Linked DNA regions of Homo sapiens: region 2 is linked to region 1. The links are chromatin loops, found by intact Hi-C in ENCODE. Cell type or tissue: Calu3. All regions are shown on one strand. Links, peaks and the distances in the headings refer to the core of each region. The heading gives the core; the rest is flanking DNA. Region 1 holds the start of SCN1A (sodium voltage-gated channel alpha subunit 1). Region 2 overlaps SCN1A (sodium voltage-gated channel alpha subunit 1).

Region 1 (16,774 bases), core at 7,608-15,607:
CCTCTTTCTCCTCCACCCTCTTTGTGTCTACTCATAAATGCCTCAGAGAAATTCCTAGATAAGTTTAAGACAGTCTAGATTCTACTTCCCAGTCAACAAAGAAAAAAGTTTGATAATTTCTGGTGATGGAAACAGTTTCTTATGCTGTTCTGGAATATAAAATGGTGCCACACCTTTGGAGGGAAATCTATTGATACCTACTGGGTTAAAAGGCACATACCCTTCCACCTGACAGATCCATTTCCTGAGACTAGATCTTAAAGGAAAATTTGCACAAGTGGGAAATGCAATTGTAAAGAAATGTATACATCCGCATTGTTTGAAATAGAAAAAAAAAAAAGAAAAGGAAGAAAGAAAGAAAATAACATAAGTGTTTATCATCTGAGAACTGATTAAATAAACTTTGGTATATCCATCTATATACAGAACAAAATATTTTAAGCAATAATAAGTGAACTAATTAGAGATAAATTATGTAACTTAAACTAGGTTTACAGCCATATATATTGTGTGATGTTTTTCTTTCTTTTTAAAAAAATATTTGTGGAGATGGGTTCTCAGTATGTTGCCCAGGCTGGTCTTGAACTCCTGGCCCCAAGCAATCCTCCCACCTCAGCCTCCCAAATTGTTGGGATTACAAGTGTGAAACACCATGCCTGGTGTCTGGTACAATGTTATTTATAAAAAAAAGAAAAATATAAAACACGTATATTTCAGATGCTTGGATATACACAAGAATTCTAAAGAAGATAAAAAAAAAAAAATTAACAGCGATTGCCACTGCAGACTGGGCCTGAGGGAAGAGAAACTGGAAAGTTAATTTTTACTTCAAGAGCCACTCAAGTCAATTGACATTAGAAATGTGACTTAGAAGAGTAGATTGGGTTTGCTTGGTGTATCTAAATAGTATGTACAAGCAGGGCTGCAAAGGGGAATGGGAACACCCGGGGAGTGGTGAGCAGGGCAGAATGGCTGATTTACATGTTCAAGGTGCAGAAGGAAGTGAGTAGGCTTTAAGAGCTGAGGCCAGATGTGACAGCCAGGGCTTCTCAAACACCAATGTGCACAGAATCACCTGGGGAAATCTTGTTAAAATGCACTTTCTTATTTAGAAGGTCTGGGTGGAGCCAAAGAGTCCACATTTTCAACAAGCTCCCAAGAAGTGGGGATGCTGCCAGTATGTGGCCACACTTTCAGAAGCAAGGTTTTAAAATTCTGAAAGTATCCTGGTTTTGCGCGGTCCGTGTCTTCACAAACATCAAGCAGAGCCGAAAAGCACTTGTTTTTAGAAAATGAGCTGAGAAAAAAACACCTAATTAAATACGATGTTTGCAACATGAAGCTTCCACCAAAGGAAGCTTACTGTTAAGTGTTCACGATCAGCAGTTCTGCTTTGCTAGCTTTTTCATTTCTAACAAATTTAGACTTCTGGAGATTGAAGCTTTGCCAGATTGAGGCATGCTTCTCCCCTCACTACTCATGTGTTTAGTGTATTTGTTAACTTGGTGAGAGTACGTCCAAACATAGTTATATTCTTTCACTTGCTATGGAAGATTGAAGAATCTGAGACAAGTAAGAAGGAAGATCTCCATTTGCCTCCCTCCCACCCTGCCACATGCTGCCCCCTAACATGTTTGACAAGAATCCAGGCTACAGACTGATCATACACCTAAAAACTATCTTCGGTCAGCTACTTGTAGAAATGTCTCTCCCCCATTATGTCCTTATATGAGCTTAATGTGATGTAATCCTTAGCAGTAAAGAAAGACTATTGTCTTCTGTTTGTTTGCCTGTGAACTCGAATTGCAGAGACTTTCCACCATAATTTTAATAATGTGATATTGTGGAGAGTTTTAGTATGGCCTTATGGTAAGATTAGGTACTTTGGAGATACACTGCTGGTTTCAGAATCACACTTAGTCACCTCGTTACTGTGTGATCTTGGCCAAGATGCTCAACTACTCTGAGCCTCAGTTGCCTCATTTATAAATTCATGAAGATAACATGGTAATAGCAACTATTTTATGAGACTGTTGTGAGGTTTGAAGGTCCCAAAATATATTAAGTCCTCAATAAAATTAACAACAATTATTATTATTCTAAAATTATTCTTAGAATTTATCTAAAAATAGTACTGCTTGAATATCCATATGTTTATTCCTGAGTCTCTACCTGCTATGATTTGGCTGTGCCCCACTCAAATCTCATCTTGAATTGTAGCTCCCATAATTCCCATGTGTTGTGGGAGGGACCTGGTGAGAGATAACTGAATCGTGGGAGCAGTTTTCCCCATACTGTTCTTGTGGTGGTGTATAAGTCTCACGAGATGGTTTTATAAGGGGTTTCCCCTTTCACTTGGCTCTCATTCTCTCTTGCCTGCTGCCATGTAAGATGTGCCTTTCATCTTCTGCCATGATTACCCAGTCTCAGGTATGTCTTTATCAGCAGCATGAAAATGAACTAATACACTGGGCAATTTACAAAAGAAAAACAAGTTTCTTGAACTCATAGTTCCACGTGGCTGGGGAGGCCTCACAATCATGCTGGAGGCAAGGAGTAGCAAGTCACATCTCACATGGATGGCAGCAGGCAAAAAGAGAGTTTTTGCAGGCAAACTCCCATTTTTAAAGCCATCAGATCTTGTGAGACTTATTCACTATCATGAGAACAGCACAGGAAAAACCCACCCACATGATTCAATTACCTCCCACTGGGTTCCTCCCATGACACATGGGAATGGTGGGAGTTACAATTCAAGATGAGATTTCAGTGGGGACACAGCCAAACCATATCATTCCACTCCTGGCCCCTCCCAAATCTCATGTCCTCACATTTCAAAACCAATCTTGCCTTCCCAACAGTCCTCCAAAGTCTTAACTCATTTCAGCATTAACTGAAAAGTCCACAATCCAAAGTCTCAAGGCAAGTCCCTTCTGCCTATGAGGCTATAAAATCAATAGCAAGTTAGTTACCTCCTAGATACAATGGGAGTACAGGCATTGGGCAAATACAGCCATTCAAAATGGGAGAAATTGGCCAAAACAGAGGAACTACAGACCCTGTGCAAGTCTGAAATCCAGCAGGGCAGTCAAATCTTTAAGCTCCAAAATGATCTTTGATTCCATGTCTCACATCCAAGTCACGTTGATGCAAGAGGTGGGTTCCCATGGTCTTGGGAAGCTCCACACCTGTTGCTTTGCAGGGTACAGACTCCCTCCTAGTTGCTTTCACAGGCTGGCATTAAGTGTGGCTTTTCCAGGAACACAGTGCAAGCTGTCAGTGGATCTACCATTCTGGGGTCTGGAGGATGGTGACCCTCTTCTCATAGCTCCACCAAGTGGTACACTAGTAGGGAATCTGTGTGGGGGCTCTGACCCCACATTTCCCTTCCATACTGCCTTAACAGAGGTTCTCCATGAGGGCCCCACCCCTGCAGCAAACTTTTGCTGGGCATCCAGGCGTTTCCATACATCTTCTGAAATCTAGGCAGAGGTTCTCAAACCCCAGTTTTTGACTTCTGTGCACTTGCCGGCTCAACACCACGTGGGAGCTGCCAAGGCTTGAGGCTTGCACCCTCTGAAGCTATGACCCATGCACTATGTTGGCCCCTTTCAGCCATAGCTGGAATGGCTGAGGCAAAGGGCACAAAGTCCCTAGGCTGCATACAGCATGGGAACTCTGGGCCTGGCCCATGAAACCACATTTTCATCCTAGGCCTCCAGGCTTGTGATGGGAGGAGCTGCTATGAAGGCCTCTGAATGCCCTGGAGACATTTTCTTCATTGTCTTGGGGATTAACATTCAGATCCTCATTGCTTATGCAAATTTCTGCAGCTAGCTTGACTTTCTCCTCAGAAAATGGGATTTTCTTTTCTATTGCATTGTCAGGCTGCAAATTTTCCAAACTTTTATGCTCTGTTTCCCTTTTAAAATTGAATGCCTTTAATAGCACCCAAGTCACCCCTTGAATGCTTTGCCACTTAGAAATTTCTTCCACCACATACCCTAAATCATCTCTCCCAAGTTCAAAGTTCCACAAATGTCTAGGGCAGGGACAAAATGCCACCAGTCTCTTTGCTAAAATATAACAAGAGTCACCTTTGCTCCAGTTCCCAACAAGTTATTCATCTCCATCTGAGATCACCTCAGCCTGGATTTCGTTGTTCATATCATTATCAGCATTTTGGTCAAAGCCATTCAACAAGTCTCTAGGGAGTTCCAAACTTTCCCACATTTTCCTTTCTTCTTCTGAGCCCTCCAAATTGTTCCAACCTCTGCCTGTTACCCAGTTCCAAAGTGGCTTCCACATTTTTGGGAATCTTTTTAGCAGTGCCCCACTCCCAGTACCAATTTACTGAGTAGTCCATTTTCAAGCTGCTGATAATGACATACCTGAGACATGACAATTTACAAAAGAAAGAGGTTTATTGAACTTACAGTTCCAAATGGCTGGGGAGGCTTCACAATCATGGCAGAAGGCAACGAGGAGCAAGTCACATCTCACATGGATGGCAGCAGGCAAAAAGAGAGCTGTGTCAGCAAAATCCCATTTTTAAAGCCATCATATCTGATGAGACTTATGCACTATCATGAGAACAACACAGGAAAGACTCGCCACCATGATTCAATTACCTCCCACCAGGTTCCTCCTACTACATATGGGAATTGTGGGAGTTACAATTCAAGATGAGATTTGAGTGGGGACACAGCCAAACCATATCATACACTACCATATACTAGGCACTGTATTAAGGGTTAGGGTATTAAATAGAATCTTTTATCATAAAGATTTTTGTTCATCTCTGTAAAATATTTTAGACACATGTGTTTTGCTTTTTAAACAAAGAAAAAGAGATGTTTTTAGAGATAAGATGAGACACATTGTTATTTTCCCCAGTTCCCACCAGCCCTTCACAACTGCCAACCTGGAAAAAACATTCCCAGAGCCCAACAAATGCTGGAGCCCTGGAAGAAGGGCTACTAGCAGGAGCACTGGACTCCAAGGAATGCAGACCAGGGAAGAGAGTGTTGGGAGTATTAAAATGTAGGTTAGAAGTGGAATAATGGACAAGTAGAGGGAAAGACTTTCAAGTCCACTTTCCAGGGATTGAGAAACTTGGGGTCCTTCATCCGTTGGCTTTGAATGCAGCCCAAGACAGGCATTAGCAGAAAATTGGAGAGTCTCCCCGACCACACCTCACTTCCTAGCTTAAAAAAGCAGCTGCATTCCTCTTTAGTTAAACCTCTCAGTTGGGTCTTCTAAAGCTCTAGCTCTCACCGGAATCTGGTGCCACTTTCACTCTTGCCTGGAATGGCATTGGCTCTCTCTATTGCTAGTTCCTGGGCACTCATCAACCATCTTAACCCACTTGGTCAATAGTTTCTCCATAATTATTTTTATTTTAACCATTTTGAATGTACCATCTACTTTCTGCTAGGACCATGACTGCATCTGAGGTATAATTTTAAAGCAACAAATGGTTCATGGAAGGGTAACTCTGTTTGTGATGCCCAAGAGAGGAGACTTAGGGCAGATAGAGATACATATAAAGCTACTGCTGTCCTAGAGAGCAGAGGGACAAGAAAAGGGGAGAGAGAACACTCATTAGCAGTTGTGTGTGTGTAGCATAACATAACATATATATATATGCATATATATGATATGTAATCTTAGAAACAACTACCATGTGAAGTAGAGCAAATGATCGCTGAGTTTCATCCTTGCTAAGAGCATGGGAAAATCCACATTCTATGTTTGCTTAGTTGCAGAAAGAATAAGGGAAGCAGAAACGTCAGGGGTCACATCCCCTATGTGTCAATTAAAGGGGTGCAGACTCAGAAGGTGTCCTTACCTACTTTATTTAGCCTGCTCTTCCCCACAAAGATGAGGAATACAGGTGACTTTGATGTCATGATAGCAATCAGAATGTAAAAGAGACTTTCAAAAAGACCTAGTGCAACATGGAAACAAGGACTTTAGTCTCTGAGCTTCCTTATGTATCAAGTGTCATAGAAAATGTTGAGACAAAGTGGTTCTGTCATTTCAACAACCCATAATGAGCAGAAGAATCTGTTTGCCTTTCATGCCACTGCAGATGAACAGGTATGAGAGACTGCACTTAGGCATGAAAGTGCCGCTGCCTAGCACCTCTATCCCATGCTCACATCCGAATCTTCTCAGGTGTGGGTAAGACATCTCAGTTCTCTGCTATTTGATATGAATAGGGGCAATCCCAGAAGCAGCAACTGAGCTCATGGGCCCCAAAATTTCCAAGGAATCACGAGGAGAACTAGGCTAAATGTCATTATTTTCTGACCTTCGATGTACCTTTTCCCTAGTCACTTGCCAATCTCTTCTAAAGGGCCTCAGTCCCTGGAGTGGACCCTAATGATTTCTGTCCATTATTTGGCCTAGAGTAGAATTCTTGCTTTTCTCAAGGAAAGAAACAAAAAGAAAAGATGTAACCAAATGTAATTTATGTGAGTTTGTAAATTGATATCCGAAGATTGGAACTGCATACAGATGTGTCAAAAATGTTAATTTCCCCAAGAAATATGGTAGCACCTAATTCTAGCGACACTTGTATACTTTACAGATGGCTTTGCTGTGCTCCTGGTAAAGTCAATGACTTTCTGCCTTTGAACATGAAAGGAAAAAGATGTTGACAGGAATTCTTTAGGGAAACAGAAACTACATATTTGCTTATGCTAAGTTATGGCAAAGTTCAGTTTTATTCTGTAAATAAAGCGTTGTCTTCATAAATATCAGCTATATCCTTTAGAGTAAAGAAAGTCCTCTTTATTAAAAAAATCTAATTGAAACTCTTCAATAGGTAGGCAAGTGAGGTGATTGATATAAAGATATACTTAAGTGGAAAATTGGTATTCGAGTTCCAATAAGTAATCAATCATATTGTTCTTGGTAATAGCTTTTGTTGATTCATCTTTGCAAGGGATGTCGGGGGGTAGGGGGGATTGCTGAATGAAATAAATCAGGAAAGAACCCAAGCATTATGTTTAACTGACTTAAGAGCAAAGGAAAGAACACATAAACACAGAATAGAATCCACACAGTAACTTCATTCTTTATGATTGCTCAGGCATTTTCATTATTTGCATTTATGTTTATTTTCTCTTTATCCTCCTGTGGCAATAGATATGGAGATAATGCTTTAAATATTGTGATGTACCTTGATCTTTTCTGAAGAACCAAAGCTTTATGAAATCTTGATACATTTAAAGGAGGGGTATAAAGCTCAGGCATGTGAAATGTTGAATTTTGTCTCCCCATATGACAGATAACCATCATATAAATGTGGTTTATTAGACTAAAAAAGTAGAACACATATTTTTAGATTACATCTTGGCATTTCAAAGAAAGTATAGAACTTCAAGATAGTTTGCTTCCTGGATATTTTCTGGAGCTGTCTTTGGGCCTGCATTCCTGAAAGCTGTCAATGCTACACTCTGCATACCCAGAGCTCGTGCCCTTGGGCTTGAGTACTTTGTGGTTAATATTTAAGAACCGCATGTGGAGCTAGATTGAAGGACAGTCACTTTCTTTATTCTTTGCTAAAACCAATGTTGGTTAGTCCATCACCTTCTTAAACAGTAACTGCATTCATACCCTTCATCACATCCATCTCTCTGTCAAAACATGAGTGAAAATCAATTGTGGCATATCTAGAAATACTTCACTCACTTCCATTTTGCTTCTTATGTGCTGATGTACCTTACTCAATATTAATTTCCTTTAGAGTTAAACTGTGGGAAAACTTGAATGGACCTTTGTGGTATAAAACTATCTATGTGACCTTGGACAAGTCACTGCACCTCTCTTGGCATCAGTTTCCTCATATCCAAAATAAGAACACTTGCCTGGTTTATCTCTGAGACTTTTCCAGCTCCACAATTTCTCAATGATTAGCAAAACCCTATCGATAAAGCAATGGTAATGATTTATGTAAATTGACATTCTTTTTTATGAGGTTTACAAAGTTATTTTATTCTACTCCAGGGTTTTGTTGGAAGTCTATTACGGAATTTTTATTCATCAATACTCAGCAGATGTTATCAGGTTCTCTCCAGAAACTACCTTAATTCTACCACAGACTTGGGATATGTTTGGGGAACAATGACAAAAAAAATAAGTCATAGTTCTTACTTTCAAAGAGATTATTGAGTGGGGTCAGACCGTGGAGAGGTGCACCGATAGAGGGTGGAGGAAGATGCGGTCAAAGAAGAGAAGGTCCTGAAAACAGAGGAAACAAAGGAAGCGGAACAGTGAAGGCATAATGGCTCCCTGCTTGTTTAGGAAAAGGCAGAGTTTGTTGTTTTGAAAAACGACATTTAGTGTCATCTTCACTAAATATTAATAATGTCTTCTTACACGTTAGCTAAAGAAGAAAAGATCAAAAATAAACCAGGCCCCCAAATAATAAAGGATTTAAAATTAAAGATATATACAGAGCACTATAGTAATTTTTGAAGTGCTGTTCAGTTGGTGATATAATCAGAGGAATAATGCTATTACATCAAGTGATAAAAAGTAATTTTGTGATTTAATACTCATTCTGAACCTATATTGTAATGCTAATCTCATCAGATGATTGACATTCATATACTTAATTTCCCTTTGAGAAATCAGGTTCATGTATTATTCTGTCTTGTTTATAAAAGCTACTTATTTGGTTTAGGAATATTGTTATTTCCCTCTCCAACACCAATGTCTGCCTATGTAATTGAAAGGAAATTGCAGTGAATCTTCCAACAAGGAGTAACTGCTTCCCTGAAATAATCACCTGCAGACATAATTCTGGCTTCTGTGCGTTGTCTCGATAGCAGGGAAGGCAGAGGGCAACTGGGGAATCTGATTATCTCCATCATAATCCCACAACTTCCCTCCTTTCTCTTTTGCTTTTAATTACTGCATTGTGGTGAGTTAAGAAAAGCCTATACTATTTTTTCTTCTCCACTACCAGAAAGAGAGAGAGATAACTGGCATTCTCTCTCTAAGGATTTTTAAAATACTTTTAATAAAATTTTAAATAGTGTAATGTGTGCCCACAAGCACATTGGTTCTAAAGATACTTCAAAAATACTTCAGAATCAAATCTGTAAGAAAAAAAAATTCAATTATTTATGTTCATTATATTACAAGTGATTTAAAAACTGGTTATCTGTGCATCAAAAAATGCAAGCCTATAGCAGCTCTGATTCAGTGAATTCCAGTTGCGGGGAGGGGAGGAGCCCTCAGATATTTTTATATCATATTTGAAAAAAATGGCTGATTATTATTTTTTTAATTTATGGAATGTATGGACTTTACCAGAGTTTCAAAAGTCCACTTTAGTACCTATAAGATATTTTGAAATCAGTTGGCCAATTCTTGCCATCAAAAAATTGTAACTTTAAACTTGCAGAAAAACTAGTTGGCTCTAGTCCTAAAAGAGAGTTCTTAATTGCAGTTTCTGCATTTATTTGTCTAATAGCAAATAAATTTCACATTCATTTCTGACTCCCTTTCAAAAGGGCAGGTTAATCTCAAAAGGAAATATATGAGTTTATCATTTTCGGCTAGGATATGGTTTCTATTTCTAAAATAGTGGCACAGTGTTGGTGAATGCTTTGTGAGAGCAAGGAATTGGTAGTAGATTTTTGCAGAATGCTGCATTTACCAAAAGAAAAAAAAAAACCACTAGGAAATTGACATCTACAAAAGCAAAGTACTTAAGTAGTAAATTACATTTACCAAGGATCACATCAGTAGTGTGCTTTATCTGATTATTCCAATCAAAAGGGGGCAAAGTCAGGATTTGTAGTGATACAGTGGTCCTGTAGATCTAAAATCTTAAGGTCTGAGTTTAAATCCAAACTCTAGCATTTGCTATCTGTGTTGGGATCACTCCCCGACTTCATCAGAAGACCTGCTAACATCTAGACTTGTCTGTTGTCACCACCATCTCCTTTGGGATACCACCTCAAGGTACTCAAGTTCGCCTCCAGCCTCCAATTCCTTTCCTGCGGTGGGAAGAGAGGGGAGACCCAGCTTCATGTTGCTCAGTGACTATAGATTCCCAAACAAATGACAGGGGAATTTAGAAACATTTCTGCCTTAAAACTCAAATGTCATTTATAACTCTAAACAAGGGAATCTGGAACTCAAAACATAATGATTTGGTCATCACTTTGGGAAATTTTTGGCTAAAAATTAAGAATGGTTTCCTTCTCCTTGGCAGGCATAAAGTTAATTAATAAATTCTCTTCATAAGGCAGCTGGTTAAAGTTTCAGAACTCCACAACTCCAGGAGATACACATTTGAAAGAATATTTTTGATAACCAATTACCTTTATTTTCTATGCAAGAAAATATTAAAGAATATTCAGATACTAATTACACTAATTCCTCAGCCTTCTGATAATGAGATAGTTCTCTCTTTGAACTCTTTCAAGATCTAATGGCATCGAGAGACTCTCCTTTATGTCGTAAAACTAACAGACAAAATTACCTGGCCCAGCTTTTTCCACCTGAGTGACCTCACGCTCTCTTTAATACCCAAAATCTATTGACAGAGATTATGTCCCATTATAATATTCCCTTTTATGTTTTGGCACTGAGCAGTGCAACTGACAGAGCTATAACAAAGTAACAACCACATTCACAGGACAGAGACGGAGTCTTACAGAGACGGAGTCTTACAAAGACTAAATGACATCTTACGCCTTCATTCTCTTTTCCTTGTTAGGAACTCTCATAAAAAAGCCACAGCCATGCCCCCTCAGCCTGTTTAGCAGGTTCATGCATTACAGATTGAAGTATTGTCACCTAGGAAGTAGGCAGCTAATTTTTTCCAGCTTCTGAAACAAGATTACAAAGGGGTTCCTGGAATGGCTAACTTTACCAACGGGGGCAGAGGAAGATTAGTTTTTCATTTTTTGAAGTTGGAAACGTAACAGTGAGAAAGAGACAAAATTATCTCTCAATAAATTAATCTACAAAAAAATAAATAAAATGCAAAGCTGGTTCCACAGGGAGTTTACATTCTGGGAGCCAAATAAGATACATATATAAAACTCTTAGAACAAGGTCAAATGGGATAAGTGTAGTAGTGACATAGGGTAGCACAGAGTTTTGTTTTAATATCTTCTGCTAACTTTAAAAAATAAATATGTGATTTTAAGTGCATATTACACTAATTTAATAAAAATCTCATATTTTGCCTTTATGCTCAGTCTGAAACATGGAAGATTTAAAGTTACTAATACTGTAAAACTGCTTCAGCTCTGACGAATGAAGTATCTGTGTACAGAATGATGAGTTGTTAGTTAATAGTACTCTTTGGGCCATGCTTGGGATATTGGCCTTTTCTAGGAGTCTGTATGAGAATAGTCATTTATCTCCTTATGCTCAATGCTTTCAACTTGTCAAATGACCATGTTTCATAAGATACAACATAAAATTGTTCTATAATTAACAAAAGAAAAAAGAATTCTATCTGCTGAGAAAATAGAAAAGACGTTGGAGAAGAGAGAATATTTGACCCAGACATTTAAAATATCCGCCGAATTTGCTATGTGTAGATGGATGAAAGGTCTGCCAAGAGAAGTGAAGGTTGTGAACAAAGACATGGAGGCGGAAGAAAGGTAGTGTGCACACTGAATGCGTTGTGCCTTTCCATATGACTGACATGTCAATGTAAACTCCACAAAGGGAGGGTTTTGATCTGGTTTGTTTGCCGATGTTACTTAAGTATCTGGAAAAGTGCCTGGCATATATCAGGTGCATGAAGAAGTGAATAAATGAAGTGTCAGATGCCCAGAATATGAATAATACTTGATAGATGCAGTACTGGCAACTTTCTTGAAGCTAATGAAGTGGTTAGGACTCCATAGTTCAACAGAAACCAAGTTCACTTAAGCAAACATGGAGTTTGAGTTTATCATGGGACTCAACATCAAGAAAGTGTTTGGATCTTGAGTAGACTGGAGATGGAAACAGTCTGTCTCTGTCTTTTGTCACTTCTTCCTCCACATCTGTGTGGCTGGCTGCTATTTCAGTATCCTGGTCCACCTGGTCCTGAGTCCCCATGGTGAGGGAAAGCTGACTCCATAGCTGCCAGAATCACATGTAGTGGCTCTCTTTGACCAGGTCAGCTGCGTAGATACCCTCTCTTGCTCCAGTCCTCTGTAGCAAGAGGGTAGGTTTACCACTAAGGATCAGGGGAGAAGAACTATTGGGGGAATTGTTAAGAGCAGACACTCAGAAAAATTGGCACCTATAATATGCAATTAGAATTCATTAAAACATGTGGCCAGGTATGTTCTTATTTTGTGTTTTTACATATCTAATCTCTAAGTACTATTCATATGGAATGTATTATTCTAAAAAAATTGCCTGTTAGTTCATGCAGTTCCCACTCTCTTTTCATCTCTAACATCTTGGCAATCGTTTACCAGTTGTTGATCACCTGTCTCCTCATCTTCTTTCAACTTTGCCCTGACTCTACCAGATACTGGGCAACATCATTTCCCAGACATTGAGTAACTTCAAATGAATGTGTTCATGCTACTCCAACTGGCTTTTGGGAAAGCACTGGATAGAGTTTTTGAGCTGGAACAGGAAATTATCTTACTTAATTTCTTTCTTTTATAGATAAAAAGATGGATCCACAAGATGGACCCATTGGTCCATAATTAAGGGCTAGTAAATGTTTTGTAAACATAGAAATCAAAATTACTTTTCTGTGATTCTAGAACAGGAAAAAATGGTGAACTTTTAGGTATGTTGCAAAGAACAGTGGATTATTCTTTGGGCTCTTGGGACCAACAGCCTTAGTTTTATTGCTTTGCAAGCTATGTGGTCTTGAATAAACCTCAGTAAGGCTCAGAAAGCTTCAGTGTTCTCAAGTATAAATAGGAATAATTATAATATAATAACATTAATAGTATTTATCTCACCATCCTGTAATAAGGAAGAGAAGGATTAAATATTGAAGGTTATATTGATAAATGATAAAACACATGCAATGATTGTAATAAGTGTGTTAGATGGCAAAAGAAAAATAATGAGGATGAAATATTTACTTCCAATGACTAATCTACACATAATCGTGATTTTATGTATGACTGAATGTTTAAGGCTGATTCCATTTTAGAATACAATATATAACATAAAAAGCTCTACTCTCAGTTCCAAGAGTTATAATTAGTTTGGCATGGATTTTTATTGTCTTAGAAAAAACTGATATTCATGGTTTTTATAATTCTATCTTTGGGTAATAGGCAATTGGACTCTCTTTCTATATATATTTGCTTATTAAAATGTGTTATTATAATTAAGCTTTAGGCTGTGTCCACAAGATGGGAAAACATTGGAGTAAAATATAGTAAAACCATAGAAATTGAGAGTGGGTTGAAAGTCTTGTTTAATCTGTAATTACAGATGAAGATAGTAAGAATGTAAATGTCCATAGAAGACTTCAGTGGCTTTGTTAAAGGCATGTGTTCATCAGTGTTGAAGTAAAACTCACATTTTGTGACTCTGAGCTGTTCACTATAATATGAAACCTAATCCTAAAACACAATATTAAAACAGAAAAATGTGAAGCCATAGATCTGTAATAAAGGGCCACCTGATTGTTTCCTGGTGGAATAAAAAGACAGTTTTATTTATAAGATATATCATTTTTATAGATAACAATGATTCATATTAGGAATAAAGTAACAGTTTCAAACTAAAATAATGCTAAAGTTTTTCAAGTACTACTTGAAAATAGCTATATTTACTTTCAAACCTTTTCCTCTTTGAGTCATTAGGTTCATGATATTATATAGCAATAGGGAATGAAAGAGAAGCAAGGAGAAGCAATACTGGGAGATTACAGAGAAGAAAGGAAAAAAGGCTGAGAGAAAAGAGGTTGAGGAAGAAATCATAAATCTGGATTGTGAGAAAGTGTTTAATATTTAGCCACTAGATGGCGATGTAATGTAAGGTGCTGTCTTGACTTTTTTTTTTTTTTTTTGAAACAAGCTATTTGCTGATTTGTATTAGGTACCATAGAGTGAGGCGAGGATGAAGCCGAGAGGATACTGCAGAGGTCTCTGGTGCATGTGTGTATGTGTGCGTTTGTGTGTGTTTGTGTGTCTGTGTGTTCTGCCCCAGTGAGACTGCAGCCCTTGTAAATACTTTGACACCTTTTGCAAGAAGGAATCTGAACAATTGCAACTGAAGGCACATTGTTATCATCTCGTCTTTGGGTGATGCTGTTCCTCACTGCAGATGGATAATTTTCCTTTTAATCAGGTAAGCCATCTAATTGTTTCATCTTGATTTTAAGTTTATTCATTCCAGTTATTCCTTTGGAAAAAGAGTCCATGGAAATTCAGTTTGGGCAGAGCAGGAAGTCCATTTTTGTATGTGTATTCAGACCAACTGTCCCCCTCCTCCCTCTCCTCCTCTTCTCCTCCCCTCCCCTCCCCCCTCCTCTCTCAACCTTCCATGAACTGAAATCAGGTTTGTTTTGCAGTTCAGCATTTTGATAGAAGATGGGATTCTTTGGCCTGAAATAGCTTGGCATCTGGCCAGTTCTTGCCTTTGCTTGCCTTCATCCTATTCAAGGTCCCTTTTGATCCTGTTGAAGCCCCCTCCTTCACTGGTGCTTTGGAAGTGGACTAGCTGGCTGGGAATAGAGGTCATATTGTTCTTAAGGACGGAGCAAAAATTAGATCTCAGTTTTAACTCCACAGGAAGAAAGAAGGCAGCGGGGCTGCTGCTGGAGCCTAGCATTGCAGGGGTATTCAGCTTCCTGAGGCTGAGGCTGGGCTTTTGAGAAGAAATGCCTCATGCCTTGAACAAGGAAGGGGCAATGATTTCCGCCCCCCACCTCTGCCAACTCCTATTGAGCCACACTAAAAAAGAGCTTGAGCAGAGTGGTAAAGAGTCCCCTTTTCTATCCAATGCCAAATAGGAAACATTGACTTACTTTTACTTAGACAGAGGTCACAACCAGCAATGATACTGCAGATACTGCTCAGTTCCTAGTGTGAACCGTCTTGCTTTTCAGAACAGCATAAGAATTATTTCTGAGTGGAGGTGAGGCTTGTCCAAATGTCTTTGCTATCATGGATTTCCTGACTCCTACCTGTTTGAGGTATGTGTTTAAAGACCCGACCCACTTGCTGCATTTACTTCTCATTTCTTTTTGTTCTCTTTGATTACTCACTGGTGATTGTTAACAAATCGGTCTGGAGTGGTGGGTATGTGCTTTTCACCTGTCCAATGCAACAATTAAGTCAAGGCAGGGTATATTACTGTCAATATGTGCATGTGACTAAATATTTCTGAGTGCAGTAGCAAACTTGCAAATTGCCAATTGCTGTTGCTATCACACCTATAAAATGTGTCTTCTTCTTCTATGGATTTACAGGTTCACGTGGTATTTCTGATGCGCTAGTATAGTAACAGAACATATTTCTCCAAAAAGCACTTTAAATCATCCCAAGAGGATGTTGCCAGACAGAAATAGGAAAATTCCATGCTGAGGTTGGTGATTCCTGCTTTAGTTTCTCCTGCCCAGAGAAGTGGGTAGCTTACCTTTCCTATTTGCTGCAATACCTGGCACGCCAGGGTGATGCAACTGGGAGCTTCTGCACGTTCGCGGGGCATCTGACATTCTTCTTTCCCTCAGCTGTGCATTTCAGGAGAATGACTGTGGTGAAAAACTCTTTTAAAACTCTCTTTTATGATTGTTGCTTTTGTAATTGCAATGAAGCAATTACAAAATCACATCTCTCTTCTAGGAGGAGTTTTGCAATTTAGGCCTTCCTTCACAAAGCTCCTGGAAGAGATTTTTAGCTGGTGTCTATTTTAGGAACATAATGTGTAGACAGGAATGAATGGCCACAGAGATTTACGGGAAACCAATTTCTTGGAGAGGGTGAGGTAACATTATAAACCACTAGAACAGAGCACAAGTGGCTGGTTATATCACATGGACCCAGCAATGGAATTAGTTTTCATTAAACTCACTGTAACTCATTTGTGTGGCTGTTTTTCCTCCTTCCTTCACATTGTTTGTCTGTTTTGTTTCAAATATCTATATAGGAGGCCAGGATACCCAGAGTGTTCATACTGGTAACAATAACACATTGGATTTTGCTGCCAATACTAATAGACTTGGTTTACATGCCCCCTCTTGCTGGGAAATGTGCTGTCTGGAGAGTCATTTATTATGGTAATTTCTCTTTAAGACATGGCAGGAGGGATTGTCCATCTATGGGCTGGGGCAAGGCGGGGCACAATTGGAGGCCTAGTTAATTATACAGTATTCAAGAAGGCACTAAGGAGCTCAGTCAGGATTCTGTTGTACCAACCAGAGATACCAGGGGCAACCAGACCGACTAGATACCCAAAGTAAACTCTATCACCACCAACAGAGGAATCCAGTAAGAAACATTCTAGTTCCTTGTATAGAGGGTACTATCAGGGAATCCAGACAATCAGAGAGGGTAAACACAAGAGCACCTCATCTGGGAATTGCTGACGAAGAAGAGAAAATCTGGGGCTTGCTTGGTGTTACCTCTAGGACGTCACCAACCAGGCATTTCTCAAGGGTTTATGTCGGTGTGAGCCTGACAGTGACACACAAAAGCATCCCTCCAAAATTTAGCCTGGGGACCTTGAAAGGTATTGCTTTCTCCCTGGGCAGTTGGAGAGGCTGAACCTACTATTTTCTCCCTGTACTCGCCAAAGGGCACAAAGCCTACTCTCTTCCAGC
Region 2 (16,524 bases), core at 8,525-16,524, 72 kb after region 1:
CCTTTTGCTACCCCCAGACACCGGGTCCTCACCTCTTTGGTAGCAATCACCATCTAAAAATTATTAAAGCCACCCAGCATCTATCCCTTAATCAAACAGGGAAGAAATTTAGTATCTCTGCTCCTATGCTGGGTCCTTATTTGTAAAATAATAAATGAATGTTTTGAGAAAGACCAAACTAATGCATGTTGACAAAGGTAGACATTCTTCATCTGGAAACCAGAACAACCAATCAATCTTTTTTTTCTTTAATTAAAGAGCTTTCAGACTGATAAAAGTGATTGTCTCGAGGGGATGTCCCTAAACAAAATGGTCCATAATTGGTTTATAATGAATTATATATAGCAAAGGATATAAAGACAGATGTAAAACAAAATTGTGCAAACATTTTCAAAATACTCAAAAGAAACATCTTAAAACTGAGGGTGAAAGGCCAACTCTGATGAAGTGACAGCCAGATTCTTGTGTCGAGGAAACCCTTATAAACTTTGTTAGGCTCACGTCTAAACTTGCTCTTAACATCTTCTGTTCTTATCTTCAAATGCACATGGTATGAGGAAAGAAAAGCATTTTGGCATTTTGGAGCAAATCACAGTGTGCAAGTAGAACAACCTGATAAGGGAAATATTGTTATCAGGAAAGAGTTTTCCCCAAGGTAAGGTATACTCATGGCTTTTACATTGAACTGACAGCAAGCAAATCTTCAAATGTAAGTCATTCAACAGCAATGCACACGAAGCTTTTTGCAGGGCTGAAATCCTTAAAAACTAACATGGTGTGCTTAGAACACATGATTGAGTTATGTGTTTGAAATTTCCTTCTTCTGCATTTTTATGTCTTAAGACTTTTATAAGTTGCCTGTACACTTTTTTCTGCCTTTAATTTTCTTTTCTAATTGGATTATTTCAGTATTGAAAAATATCCTTAAATGGAATTAATTTGCTCTGACTAAAGTTGGAATGCTTAGCAAAATCTGAACCTTTTAAAAATAATGAATATTTCTTTCAATATTCGATGACTAATTTTACTTTAGTGACTGGGTTATCTGAGATTGGCTGGGTGATCTTCATTAAAACAATGCGGTACACATACACAGTACTCTTGACACAGCTAAATGGTCAAACAGTGGAAATGTCACCAGGGAAAATGTTTATTAGGACGAGATTTTCCACTAATGCTGATACTGGGGGTGTGGATTAGATTTGCCTGAGTGAAATGGAATATGCAGTTAGACTAGTGATTTCCCTAAAGTTGGACTCTAGTACAATAGTTAATGTGTCATTTGCATCAGTATACAAAGACTCTGGTTTCTTTCTCAACTATATGGAATAGACAAAACAAGCCAATTGTAAAAATATTTGCAGAATCCATTCCTTATGTTATATTTTATGTTAAAGTGCAGTAGTGTACATGCAAGGAATTTATGTGAATAGAAAAAACACAACCACCACACTGAAGCTCTCTGTAATCTTTTACAAAGGCAGTGTCAGTGAGCTTATTAAAATGTCACTGCTGAGAGTATATTTTCCAATGGCATATGCCCACATATTTTTATCCTCTTTGTCCCAGTTTAAGATGTGCAAATTATGTAATGTTCAAATATTCTACTAAAATTGTTAAAGCAGTTTAATCCATGTTCAGTAATATTGTAGTAGTAACTAAAGAAATAGTAGCATCTATGCATCATGAACATTCCTGATGCATAGAAGCATTAGAAGGTTTTTAGATCCTCAGATGTTTTAAGCCTTCAGAGTTCCAGGTTAAAAACTCAGGGGAAAAAAATGCTATCATAATATGGTGACAGTATTTTTCATATCATGTTAGCTCTGACTCAGTGGTCTTTAGAACATGATTCCAGATTGGTTTCCCTTTGTTTGTTTATTTACTTTAGCTGTGTAGCAAGGCACATTTTAGCTTGTGAACACACCTTTTTTTCCCTCACGGGACTTTTTTTCACAGTTTCCTTTCATAGCTTGGGCTGATTTTGTACCATTTGGCCCTACATTCAAATTCTTTACCCACTCTTTATTACAGAAAATGTCTTCCTTCTCATGTTCTTGTTAAAATTACAGACGAATCATTATTACCATGGAAGAAAATATCATTTTAACAATGTGACAGTTTACTGGAAATAGAATGAGACATTTTAGATCTGTAGTAAAAATGGATGTTTGTTAATTATGGAGTGCAGAAATGCATTCATTTTTAAAAAGTCCTATGGATCATTTAAAAGTAACTTATTCTCTCTTGCTATCAACTGTCCTGAAAAGATGCACACTCCCTTTTTCTTGGGCTCCATGAGAAGTCATATATGAATTTGTGATTTCAAATTCATGTTTGGTCTATCACTGCCAAAGGAGTTTTTAGTTGTTAAATTGGGTGGAGAGAGTTTGTTTTGTTTTTAATTGGAATTATGGAGTTTTTCTTGCAAAAGTAATTAACGGGAAATCAGAAAAGAGGATGATTATTAAAAGCTTATAATTTCACGAATTGTCATATGGGCAGTCCCCAGTGTGTAGCTGTTCTTTGCTTATCATCAGCTCCTGTAAAACTAAAAGTCACCCAGACTCTCCCTTACATCCAGGACCCTGTAGTTGACTTCCCAATCTTTCTCTTCCCTATGCACTATTTCTTCCTTGTGCTTCTTTTTCCTTTGTCACCTCCCTGTCTCTGTCTCAGAAACAGTCCCAAGATGGTGATGTTGATCAATAAAATGATGCTTGGCATTTTTAGAGTATCTGCCATATCTATAGGAGATCCTTCAACTGAAAGTTTCCAAAACCCAACAGAAACAACTTTTGGGGAAAAATAAAGGAAATGTGTCTAGTGAATCTGGTTTTAATATCAAAATACCCAGTACCTCAAACAATGTCATGAGGGTACTCCTTTTCCATGGTCAGCTCTGCTGTCACCCATGCTGGCTTCATTTGCAGGCTGGCTCTTCCACAAGATGGCAGAAATAGCCACCAGTGGTGCTAAACTAACATCCTACAGCCTTGTAACTACTATCTTCTGCTAAAACAAGAAAGAAGAAAGAAAAAAGGCCCAGGTTTCCTTCAAAAGCTCTAGCAGTTGTCCTAGAATTGAGTCTAATTAGGTCACATGGCCTCCTCTGAACCACTCACTTTGGCTAGTGGTATGTGATGGTCTCCTTGGTATGGGATGGTCTCTGTCATATACTAACCTGTGTTGCCAAGGGGTGGGTCAGCTCCACCAAGCCACATGGGAAGACAGTGGGGCAGAGATTTACTCCAAAAGGAAGAGAAGAGGAACTGTTAGAAAAGGTGTCCTAAGCAGGCAAAAAAAAAAAAAAAAGCTATGTACTCTACATGCTATATATAATATCAGTATAATTACTGTTCTTTTTTAATCCACAGATTCTTTCAAGATAGCTCTTGTCTTTATTTAAAAATAATAAAACTGAGTTTAAATAACTTGCCTAAGACTAGTTTTAAAACTAGACCAGTGAGTTTCCATGGCCCATTGCCATGTTAGTTTGGATTTGCAGTCATAGCACTAATCACAGCAGTGGAAAAAAAAAAAAGAGAAGTCAGTGATGGAATCTAAATAAGCCTATAGCTGTCCTTCCTGTTTCCTACTCATGCCATTTTGCAAGATGTGATTCTGGTCTCCCAGGCCGGCAGTATTTCCCGAACCCTTACTGGTCATTTCAACACTTGGCCATTTCCTGCCTTTGTAAAACCTTATTTATTTATTATTATTATTCATTTTTATCAACATCACCATCTTGGGACTGTTTCTGAGACAGAGACAGGGAGGTGACAAAGGAAAAACTAAAATCTTAGACACTCAGTGATCTAGATTAGCTTCTAAAATAATTAGAAATTTTTTTTCCCACTAAATTCCAGTAGGGTGATAAGCACCTATTTTCAAAGAGGATCAATTCAGGAAATTTAAATTGTGTGCCTCTATAAGGAAATGGCATTTAAATTGGGATCTGAAGGTTAAAAAGGAGGAGGGAGAGGAGAATCTTCCAAGGAAAGAGAACAGCATAGAATAAGACATATAATCAAGCTGACCTGTAATAGGTAAGAAGAGAATAAGGTGAGGTTGGGGAGGTAGACCTGGGGCTAGATAAAGGGGATCTTTCAGTACATCTTAAAGAGTTTGAAGGTTATCTTCAAAGCAAAATGAATTCCCAACAAGTATTTAGGTACAGCAGTAACATGGTCCACTTTACATTGTTAAAAATCACTCAACTTCTCTATGGAGAAATTTAGGAGTTTTATACTTGATCTAGCATTTTGACAATGGAGATGGAGAATAATGGATAGAGTCAGAATTGGTTTTGGAGGTGTTTAGGTGTCAGACAGAAGGAAGCTGATGGCCTCATTTTCTTAGATAGGAAGTTTGAGAAGAAAGATACTGAACCTGAAAATTCCAATACTAAAATTGGCCATGCTTTGGAGAAACAGAAATGTTCTTATATGTGTATATTTAAGAGTTAGAATACAGAGACGCATTTTAAATATTTTAATCCTTATATTTTTATTGACACTTTAGAATTCACTAAGGGCATTGACATGTTTTATTTCACTTTATCCTCAAAATAATCCTAAGATTGGTATTAGTATAATCTTCTCCATTGAGATGGAGAAATTGAGGGGAATAGTTTGCTCATAGTTCTCACACAGCAAGCTTGTAATCAAGCTGGGCTCAAAAGTGTTCTTTCCAGTCAAAGAAAAATTAACTGACCATATAATAGTGTAGCAGACCCATGGTATGTACATTCTGATGATATAGGGCTGAAAAATGTTTCAGCTCCAGATTTTATTCTTTTTCCTTGTTGTTATAATTTCTTCTCTCTGCTGGAGAAGAGGTTGAGGGCTCTGCAGCCTTGGCTGACAAAAGCCTACCTAGGCACTTTCTAGGGAGGCACCTTCTGCAGAGTTATCTCCTCCACTGGCCCCAACCCTCCACCCAGCTAAAGCATAGGAACAAGCAATTTTACAGACTCTTCTCTAGGTACAAATTCTTCTCTTTTGTGTGAGCATATGGCAACAATGTTTAAAAACTGACTGTGAGGCATGGAGTCCACAGACATGTTTTGTTAAACTAACAAAATTATTTATAATTTTGAATTATTTTCTGGCATTTATAAATCAGAAAATCTTTCACACACTCATAAAATTATACATCTAAGGATTCCTCTTGAAATATGAGTTCAGGCATCACTGACTTATATGCCTAAAACTGGCAGGTACCTATTGTCACTTAGCCTCTGTGGGCATTTTAGTTTGTAATCTGTGGCTTAAGGACCACATCTGTCATTAAGTGAAGGCTATATATTAAAGCTTGGTGGCCCACGGGTAGGCAAGTGACACAGATTGTTGTTTAGTCTGGTTATCACTGGTTGGAAGGAAAAAATTGAATGAGACTAGGAGATGAAAAAATATTAAATATGGCATACTCTCTTCAGAGTCAGGTAGAAAGCCTGCAAGAAAACTTTTCATCCCCCAGTGAGCCAGAAAAGGAAGAAAAGCTTGGCTTGAACTCACAGGCTATGACAAATGAGAAGGGAAGTAGGTGAGACCATTTAAAGTCCTTGGGGAAAAAATATTATATACCATGGAATTGACCCAGCATAAGAAATGTCCCCAGAGATATGTATTATACTAATGGAATCTCCTGACCATCTATGCTGCTCTTCACACCCAAAACTTTGAAGCATCTCTCCTCTTGCAACATGGCTCTAATTCTCCCCCTTCATGCTGGAACCTCTTTCCAAGCCAGCAGCTTAGAGCTATGAAAAACTTAATAGCACTTCTGGGTAGGAGCTAGAGCCAGATAATTTTCCTGGTCTGACTTCCAGGCTATTTCAAGGACAGAACTCTGCCATTTTCAGAGTAACACTTTCTTACACATAGTGATAAAGTTTCTCAGTGCCATTCATTCAGAATTGTACTTCATTAACAGTTTGATAGACCTGTGGGTCTAGAAATATATGTGTATCTGTGAGAATATATGTTCACATTTCCAAACAATTGACTTCCAAATGCATTTCTGGAGCACAGCTCATGTACAAGTTGGAAATTGCCTGTTTCAAACTTTGAAGCTAAAGGATAAATTTAACCAACCAGTAGTATATTCTACATTTTGTGTATTGTTCATCATCATAGCTCACCTTCCTGTGTTATTTCTTGTTTTTGCCAGTAGATTTACTTTAAGAGTAGGAAAGTGCAATAAATTTGGAGTCAGTCCTGTTATTTGGCAATGTTTCAATAATGTTTAGATGAAACACAAAGTTACAGCTTATGTTTAAACTATGTACTTTGAAGAATATGGCCCCTAGATTGAAATAAATGTTAAGGTAATGGCTATATTTAAATGAGAAAAAGAAACTGGAAAACCATGGCTTGTTAAATTCAATGTCCATCCTGGGAAAAAATTGTAAACAAATCACTTTCTATAAGCCCAGAAACAAGAAAAGATTACTAGATAATAACAAATATAGCTTCATAAATAGCAATTTCTACCAAATCATTATAACATAATTATTTTCTTAGTAACTATTCAGTTAGATCAAGGGGCAAGATTTCAATCCACATGTACAACATAATCATTGATAATTTGGCCAATGGTTTGTGATTTTTTACAACCATTAGGTAACAAACATATTAACAGCCCTGCTATGACAGAATCATCTGGATTACTTATTTAAAGTATAAAAACTAGGTATCAAAATCTGACCAGCTAAATTGGAATCACATTACCTCTATGAGCTAAGTACATTTATTCTGTTTTCAAGTGAGATAACTGAGTCACAGAAAGTTAAGAAACCTGTTCCGGATCACACTGCTGGAAGGCAGCAAAGTTAGCTTTTGAATCAGAAATCTAATTTCAGAGTTTGCACCCTTAACATAAGATAAAACAAATCATACTTATATTTTCATAATGTTGCTTCCCAGATTATTAAACTGTTAATTACCAGGGTTATTACCAATTTTTCTATATAACTTCCTTCTTGCTTTTTCTTTAAAACCAGAAATGATTTTTACATGGCAAGGATTGCTGAAGAAGGTATGAGCTTGCTGAACAATGGATGGTTTAAGTTTAGGTCTGTGCTGCCCAATATAGCAGAGATTAATTAGCCTTGTGTAGCTATTGAGTATTTGAAATATGTAAGTGTAACTCCATATTTCAAAGATCTAAGACTTAGTATAAAAATATACATATCTCAAAAATTTTTTATATCAATTTCATTCCCAAATGATAATAATTCAGATATGTTGGGTTAAAGAAAATACTGTTAAAATTAATTTCACCTGCTTTGTTTTTCTTTTAATGTGGCTCTCAGGAAATTTAAAATCATAACTGTAGCTCAGATTTGTAGCTTACATTATATTTCTGTTGGAAAGTGCTGGTCAAGGTAACCTTCATCAATTCTTCTATATTCTATTAAAACAAATAGTTGAGCATCTCCTAGTTTATAAATGTCTTGGTGTCATAACCTATGTATCTTTGTTTTCTCTTTAGAATGTAGCACAGGGCATTGCAAATATTGTACTAAACAGTTAATACATGTATTCTGAATTGCCATCAATTGAAATTAACAATTGGACCTAAACTAGGTCCCTGCTCATACATAATTACCAACTTATTGTATATATGCCCAATAAACTTGGTACCTGTATATGAAGACATAAGTGACAAGCTAGAACAACCCTATTGTATGAATGTTACATTCCTGCAAATAAGTCTGTAAAGTGATTTTTCATATATAAAATCTAGTTGTTACCTCAGTTACAATGCCATGCTTCAACATTTGTTTTGAAGCAGAAAATTATCCACGTGTTAAAATGATGTTATTAATTTCAAACAGTTCTATTTCTTTGTAGAACTGCAATTAAAGCATTTGTTTTGGCACTAAAATGAACTGAAGGACAAATATTAAGAATAGTCATAGATGTGCCTGAATTGTACTAAACCACAAAGTCTTGCTGCTTGTAAGTGGAGCCAGTCATGTCAATGTTCCTATGAGCCTTGGGTGGTAAAAAGGGGTTTGTTTTGGGCTAGATACTACTGTATAAACCTTTTCTCCTCCACCACCAACTTTGAACTGTTTCTTTTTTATTCAAATGACTTAATGCAATAAAAGTTATCCTGATAAGTTGTATTAATGAAATCTTTGTTGAACTAATTAGATTTAAAGGATGCTAAGATACTTCACTATAATAAGCTAACCAATACATTCTTTTAAAAAGTTTTTAAAAAGTCACCCAATTTAATAGTTCATAAATCTTGATTAGCTTAAAGCTACACAATATTTGTTTATACAGTTTAAGGTACAGCAATATCTTAGCTAGTCTTTGAACTCTTCCCTCTTGGAGCCCTTTCTTATACGTATAGCGGGGAAGGCAAATATTTATATATTTGAAAACTCTAGAGCTACTTAAGTATTTGTTGTAAGCAAACAGTATTTCCTTCAGACTCTTCCCTCCCTTCAATATCATCAATGCCACTTTTGGGAGAAAGCTGTATCTGAGAGTCCTTGGAAACAAGTATCCTTTTATTAATTCTTAACACTTATAAACTGAATGATCGGCTTCTTGGCTATGTAAGCAATTACAAGGAGGTAAGATACAGACAGTTGAGGAAATAAACAAACATAAGATCAATTACATATAATAAGACTGACATTCTAAATGGAACTTACTCTGACATGAAAGTGCTATCATATTTAAAATTATACATATTGGGTTGCTATACAAGTCTGGGTACTGTTGCTTTATTGGAAGGCTGTTTAAAATCCATCAATACCTTAAAGCTACATCTATGAAGTTTGTACATAAGCATGTATGTTTCAATCTGAGAAAAATGGAGTTCTCACAGAAGAAATCCTATGAAAAAATGGTCCTTTAATGTTGGCCTTATTGTTAGCTTCCTGGGTAGCAAGGATGTCTTGCACAACAGTATGTCTTATGAAAAATTAAAGCAAAACAAATACCGTTGTTCAGTAAAAACCTTACCAATTCCATTTATAAATTCAACTTGCAAGTATTTTCCATTGCACATATAAATCTTGTTACCAAATAATCTTCTACACATTCTTTAAATTTTTAAAATGAATAAAGGGAATACACTGTAAAATCAGTAAATGTTTTCATCTAAGGCTTGAACAATTGATAATTATGCCCATTTGTTTTTAACTTTTGTGTCAAAGTATTAATTTTCTCTATGTCAAAGGACTTTTAGATTTAGAATCACATACCAACATTGAGAGTGCTTTGGTTTCATTAAACTCATCTTACTTAGTTTCAGCCCTTTATACCTCCTTTTATCTTATTTTTTAAATTGACACGTAATAATTGTACATATTTATGAAGCATATAGTGGTTTTAATACATATGATGTATAGTGATCAGATCAGAATAATTAGCATATCCGTCATCTCAAACATTTATCATTTTTTGTGTTGGGAACATTCAATATCTTCCTTCCAGCTATTTGAAACTATATAATAAATTATTTTTAACTGTAGTCATCCTACAGTGGTGTGGAGAGCTAGAATGTGTTCCTCCTATCTAGTTGTAATTTTGTGTCCTTTAACAGATTTCTCTCTGTCCCCACCTTTCCCCGATTTTTGTCTAGAATCCTCTGCTCTTTTTACTTCTAGGCAGACTTCCTTTTTGGAACCTTTTGTGTTTGGTTTCTGAATCTTGCCTCTTTTACTTTTTAGTACTCAGGGCAGAAATATTTCCCCTCCCTTCTTTTAGATCTCTAGCTTTGCCTTTTACTTTACCACTCCTTGTCTGTCTTTTCTGTTTTGGTCATTTATTACCTCTGGTCATGGTTTGGGCTGAACAGTGGCCAAGGAGCCAGCATCACAGGTGTTCTCTTCTAAGTATGGTCCTGTCTCCTTAGGATGAGCCTGGTTATTTTCCTTATCCACGGAGGTACAAACAGTACCATCTTGATTATCCTCACACTCCAGCCCATGATTTAGGCCATCTATGGATTGTCATTTCTTTCTCATTATCTCTTTGTATCACTACTATTTGTTTCAAAATTAGCTTTTAATATTATCTGAAATCAAGAGATTCTTATTTTAAAATATATATATTCTGTGTTATATTTTTACTGGTTCTCCTACCTGTGCCCCTAATATTTCTTTTTCTTTTTTTCAGATGGAGTTTTGCTCTCATCACCCAGGCTGGAGTGCAGTGGCGCGATCTTGGCTCACTGCAACCTCCGCCTCCTGGGTTCAAGCGATTCTCCTGTTCTCCTGCCTCAGCCTCCCAAGCAACTGGGATTACAGGGACCCACCACCAGGCCCAGCTAATTTTTTTGTGTGTTTTTAGTAGAGATGGGGTTTCACCATGTTGGCCAGGCTGGTCTCAAACTTCTGACCTCAGGTGATGTGCCCACTTTGGCCTCCCAAAGTGCTGGGATTACAGACGTGAGCCACTGCGACTGGCCATCTGAGCCCCTAATATTTCTTTCAGATTTTACTCAGCATATCTGGGGGGAAAGGAAGTATATGCAGTACATTTGAAAGGTGGACCATATTTATTCCTGAGCTAGCTCACTTTGGGCCTTTCTGTGTCGTTACATGCTCATATTCCCCCACAGCAAAGGCATTTGCATTGCACAAGTCTGTTCAGATTTACGATGATCTCACAATGTCATTCAGGGACAGAATCCCTCAATGAATCAGAGAAAAAGAGGGCTAAGTATTGTTGGCATAGGGGATTGTTCTTCTAGTAAGCACAGGTGAAATTCTCCCTTCCTTCAAATGCGCTTTGTGGTAAAGCTCTATCTGTTTTCTGGACTCATACTCCTTCAAAGATGATAGAGGGAATGCAGGCAGAGGTGAGACTTGGAGCAGTGCTTCTCAAACTCTGTTGAGGATGTGAGGTCTCTATTCTTCTATAAAATGAAGTAAAAATTAGTTTCTAGAAAACTGAAATGAAAAACAGGCCCACAACAACATCCCCCTACTTTTTTATTATTAGAATAGACAGACACAACATTAATTGGCCAAATTGCCTTACAAATTTCTAAACATGGACTCTCCATATCTATACTTAACCAGTACTGGTTGGGGGACCATACTTTCACAGCCAGTTTAGGACACTTCTACCCATACCAGATAGAAAGTGCTTAATTTTCAAAAACCAACTCCATTAGCAGGTAGGGGTGTGGGAGGGTGGGTTTGCTTTACTTGAATTTAGAAAATCCTGCAAGTATAGGGGAAATCTGTTAATGAGCTAAGACTATACAAAGATTCTTAGTAGAAAATAAACATAACATTTATGCTTGCTGTATCATAACATGATCTGTGCAGATATGCATCCTAAGGCTTAGAAAAGAAAGCTTTCGAAGAATGGGTGAATTTAAAATCAAGAAGCTTAAAATTTCCTTCCCCAAATATGCTCTTCACAGAGATAAAGGCTTTCTCCCTGGCTCTGTCTAAATATAAGTAAGCACCTTGGAAAACATTGAGTCAGAGCCCTTTTTATACCCTTACATGTTGCTTCTTTAATGTTTTGTCTGCCCACTGCCAATTGATCTCAAATAAGTCTAATTTTTGGAAGGAATTTCATTCACATTCATGGATCCTGGATTCTTCAGGAGCTTGGAGCTTCTCCTCTGTGATAAGAAAGCACTGCATAAGATAGGAAGTCAATTGGGATTAGAATTCAATATGTCAGCTAACTCAGAAATCCCAGTACAGAATTTAGCACTCCTGGTCAACGGGTACTCTCCAGGGATCTTGGCCTCCAGAAATCAATTATTGGATTACATCCATCTAACCCAAGAGTGGGTTTGATGGTGGCTGTTTTTATTTTCTATTACGAAGAGAGTGATAATGTTTATTTTATGAGGATAGATGGTAAAAACAATCTTTATTTCAAAAATAGTATCAGTTCTGTTGAATGATTTTGCGTTCCACAGGATTAATTTTCAAGATATTTGAATTGGGAAAGCTGAAATGACTATAAAAAGCATGTAGTGCCTTAAGTTTTTTGGAATGAAATGAAATGTGCACCCATTTAAGACTTTCATTTAACTCAGACACTTAAAATATCGAGAAAATAAATGACTTCTCTTGGCTAATTGTCTTATGTACAATAAAATTGAGGGTAAGTATTAGGTAAAAGGTAAGTGGTATCATTGGATTTCCTCTCTAATTAAGAAGAGATCCAGTGACAGTTTGTTTTCATGGGGCACTTTAGAAATTGTGATTGTGCTGGTTTCTCATTTAACTTTACAATAATTTATTATGACAAGTAACAGAAAGTAGATAACAGAGTTTAAGTGGTTTATACTTTCATACTTCTATGTTGTGTTCCTGTCTTACAGACTTTTATAGTATTGAATAAAGGGAAGGCCATCTTCCGGTTCAGTGCCACCTCTGCCCTGTACATTTTAACTCCCTTCAATCCTCTTAGGAAAATAGCTATTAAGATTTTGGTACATTCATATCCTTTTTCAAGTGATTAATATTAACTATTTGTACATGATCTGTAAGCACTTTATAGCTAAATATCAAATTAAGTTGGGAAATGTCCATATTATATAGTTTTCATCACTCTCATTTTGCATCTTTGTCATATTAGCCTCATTCTTAAAGTTCATTAATCACATAGACATTACTGAAACATGTACTCTTTAACATTTTATATATTATATATAAACATGTATTTATGTACTTTTGTTATCTTTCTAAAAACACTTATATGTATTGAATCCTACAAATCTAAAGTAAGATAACCATGTTTACCTCTACCATCTTTATACAAAGTTTGTGATGGTGTAGAATTTTCAGTGAGCAATGATATGATAACAGAAAAATCTACTTCCAGACTCAAGTTTATCCATAGTTATGATATAAAACACTTCAGTGTATCTTAGAATAAACCTTTAAGTATATTTTCTGTCAGAGAATGTCAGGAGTCTTTGGCCAGTACTTAGTTAATTCTTGAAATTTCCTGATGATTTTTGTGAAGGAAGTACTGGAATATTGGCTGAATTTCAAATTCAAGTCATGAGTTATGATGCTGCCATGCAAAACTGTTTGCTTAGTAAAGACTCCGGAAGTTAATGAGAGAAGTTGGCATATATTTCCAAATGGTCTTAAGGGATTTGGTTTCATGATTCCCATTGGTGTTAAAAAGGACTCCACGACTAAATTCATTTGTTAATCAATTTAGGAAAACAATTCACTTCTGATTGTATCTTGTTTGATAGCTTTGACAATAATAGATATTAAAATACCATTATAATTATCATAAGCTCATACTTTTTTTTAAAGGATTCTAAAATTTGAACGGCCATTCTAATTTTAATATGACAGCAAGAAATTTCTTTAGTGGTATAAATATGCTATTACTAAAATTAAAAGATTTGAAACATAAAAATCATATGATAGGGTTTTTATACTTAGGGAAGTTTCCTTGTCCCAGTTTGTATTCCTAGCGCCATCATGTGGTCATTTGATGAAAACTTTCTTTTTCAATTATGGAAAATTTTTGTTTTGGCAGTAAACTATAGTGGAAAGAATATTGGATCTTAATGTAGGAAACTTATATTCTAGTCCTGGACCCTTTATCTGATTCCTCTAGAGCTTAGTAAGGCCTTATTTCCCTGATTTTTAAAATATAGTGATAAACTAATTTTTAGGGTCCCTTTCAGTTTTATAATTCTGTTATGTCTGTTCATTTGTTTTAGCTACCACTTAGAGTATATTTACTTACGTACCGTGACTGTTCCAAGCATTTCCAATACATTAACTCATTTAATCTGCATGTAGAAATGGTTACATTACAAAATGAGTACATTATTAGCTCCATTGTAGAGAAGTAGGAAGAGATACAAGGCAATGGCACAGAGAGGTTGAGTCTCTTGGCCAACATCACTTTGCTATGTTGAATTTTAATTACATTCCCATCATGTTAAGTGTCAACCTTCAAGAATATTCACTTTTAATGTTATCGAATCCTGCTGCACTTGTATAAACTCAGTCAAAATAGAGCAACCCAACAATTAGCATCGTGCTGTACTTTGACTACAAATTGTTTTCATGCGTTGAACTGTGTTGGATAAGATGTGTTTAAGAAATTACAATATTGCAGATAAGTGGCCTTCCTCAACAATTTACTAGTTTATTCACCTGAATGAGCTCAAGTCAATACTTTCTGCTGAAAAACTGTGCAACTCCAGGTAGCACAAAAATAGTCTTCCCACTGAAGTTCTCTGGGAGGTGAATATATTGATTTAATAATAGTTGTAAAAACAACACCTTATACTGATATAATGCTTTCATATACATTACCTCATTTAATCTATACAAATACTCAGTGAAGGTGATATTATTACCCACATTTTACACATGAAGAAATTGAAATGTAAGGAGATTAGAAGACTTGCCCACAATGCATTTATCCCTGAATTTTGGCTAAGCTGCAGTTTGGGCTTTTCAATGTTAGCTTTTTGTAATATAACACTTGGATTTTGATTTTCTTTTGTGTGTTCCTTAACAATAACCTACATTATTCAGCATGCTAATTATGTGCACTATTTTGACAAACTGTGTGTTTATGACAATGAGTAACCCTCCTGATTGGACAAAGAATGTAGAGTAAGTTCAACTTATATTTTTAATAACATATATACATTTGGGATTTTGAAACTGTGTCTTAATGTAGTCTTAAAATAAAACTGAAGAGCATTTTATTAAAGTCATTCCTAGACAAAATTACGCAGCAAGAGGACAATGCTCATTGGCCCTCAGGCCTGCTGGCGTTATACTGATTATCACTCTCTTTTGCCTGTACCTGGTGTTCACCTGAAGACCACCACTCTTGGACATTTACCCCTTTTTCTTTAAAATCTACAGTAGCCAAACCAAATGTGGTCAAAGCAATTGCAGAAAAGAGCCAATATGGTAGACATTGGTTCCAGTTAAATTCCAGATAAATACATTGAATCAAGAATCAAAAAGGGTTAGTTACAAATGCCATGTGAAGACAACATTGAACCTCGCAAAGTTTTCATTTCCATCAGGCACATTCACTTCATGTCAGGCCAATATAGTTCCAAGCGTGGTCACCAACAAATTGAAAAATAATCCAAAGTTTCAGGGTTGTAGAACTTGAAAATTCAGTAGACTGAAGACTAAACTAACAGAAGTGGAACTTTTTGTAGAGCTTTCAGAAACCAGAAGCATTACTAACTATATTGATGATCTCTCTGTTCTGGGGATACCTTCGAAGCACAGAGGCCAGATTTGTGATAACTGAAGTTGGGCTACTCTAACCATAGCTGCTCACCTGCCCACACTTCCTATTTGTAATGCCTGTTACTATACAGCTGCTGACCCATAGCAACTACAGAAGTATTAGGTTGGTGTAAACATAATTGTGGTTTTTGCCATTACCTTCAATTGAAGCTAATGTTTGCACCAACCTATTTCCAAGAGTGTCCACCAACATTTGCACCAACCTATTTCCAAGAGTGTCTCCTTTCCTAGACACTTCCAGGCTGAAACCAATAAGAAACATGACATCTTGAAGAAAATAATAAATTTTATATACAAAAAAATTCTAAAGTATTGAAGCTAATATGGGAGGCCCCACAGGTTTTCAGTCGCCCTAGTTTTCTTGTGATTTTATGCCACTCTCACACCCCAATTTCTGAGTAGAAGATTTAAACTTTGGAAACACCTAAGTTTCTGAATTATCAGAAGAATTTTATTCTAAATTAAATTTTTACTTCTTATAACCCTAGAAGTATTTACTTTGATTTTAAAGAAGTCCTTGTTCCAAGCAAGTTAAATTATCTTGTAGAAAAAAAAAAACACGTGCTAATTTGTCAGTTTCCTCTCATTCTTAGAACACTATTAAACTTGAGATTTTTTTCCCTAAAAGAAAATCATTTCATGCTTCTGCAATATTATTGATTGGCTATTCCATCATGTAAACATACTAAATATTTCTCAGGAGACTATATTTACATAAATACCAAGACATTTCAGACAATGGCTAAATAGATTTCATATACCTTGTATTTCTCACACTACTCTTAAGACACTTTACGAAACAACTCTTTGTGTTAGGAAGCTGAATTTAAATTTAGGGCTACGTTTCATTTGTATGAAATTAAAATCCATCTGCTTAGTTTTCTTTTTTAGTATTTATCTATTCCACTGATGGAGTGATAAGAAATTGGTATGCTATGAAAAAACACTGTTACTTTATCAAATTTTTTGGATGCTTGTTTTCAGATACACCTTCACAGGAATATATACTTTTGAATCACTTATAAAAATTATTGCAAGGGGATTCTGTTTAGAAGATTTTACTTTCCTTCGGGATCCATGGAACTGGCTCGATTTCACTGTCATTACATTTGCGTAAGTGCCTTTTTTGAAACTTTAAGAGAGAACATAGTTTGGTTTTCCATCAGTGCTTATGCTTTTAAGAATAGGTTTGCTTTACCTGTAGAATATTTTGGTGTGATTTATACATTCAAACTCTGGATTTCAATTTAGCACAACAA

What was found. Hi-C counts contacts between places; a loop is a spot of excess contacts. Peaks named below come from ENCODE experiments on the same cell type or tissue, not always from the same donor. Only the 100,000 strongest peaks of a DNase experiment are listed, where the experiment ranks them.
Region 2: it touches region 1 in a loop (8-fold over the local background); 58 of 110 quality-filtered maps call a loop at or near these places.

Annotation. Positions count from the first base shown.
Region 1 is chr2:166,125,298-166,142,071 of GRCh38, reverse strand. SCN1A (sodium voltage-gated channel alpha subunit 1) reads left to right here and starts at 14,052. Exons shown (of 29, transcript NM_001165963.4): 1 at 14,052-14,301; 2 at 15,062-15,148. The region is part of intron 2 of SCN1A-AS1 (SCN1A and SCN9A antisense RNA 1); the gene reads right to left. In Calu3, for the core only: no CTCF peak of the experiment used is centred there; no DNase peak of the experiment used is centred there.
Region 2 is chr2:166,054,492-166,071,015 of GRCh38, reverse strand. It overlaps SCN1A (sodium voltage-gated channel alpha subunit 1), which reads left to right. Exons shown (of 29, transcript NM_001165963.4): 5 at 12,328-12,446; 6 at 14,516-14,605; 7 at 16,250-16,378. Among named protein-coding and RNA genes, the nearest start is that of SCN1A-AS1, 19 kb to the left of the region's middle. In Calu3, for the core only: a CTCF peak has its summit at 13,430 (motif pointing left); no DNase peak of the experiment used is centred there.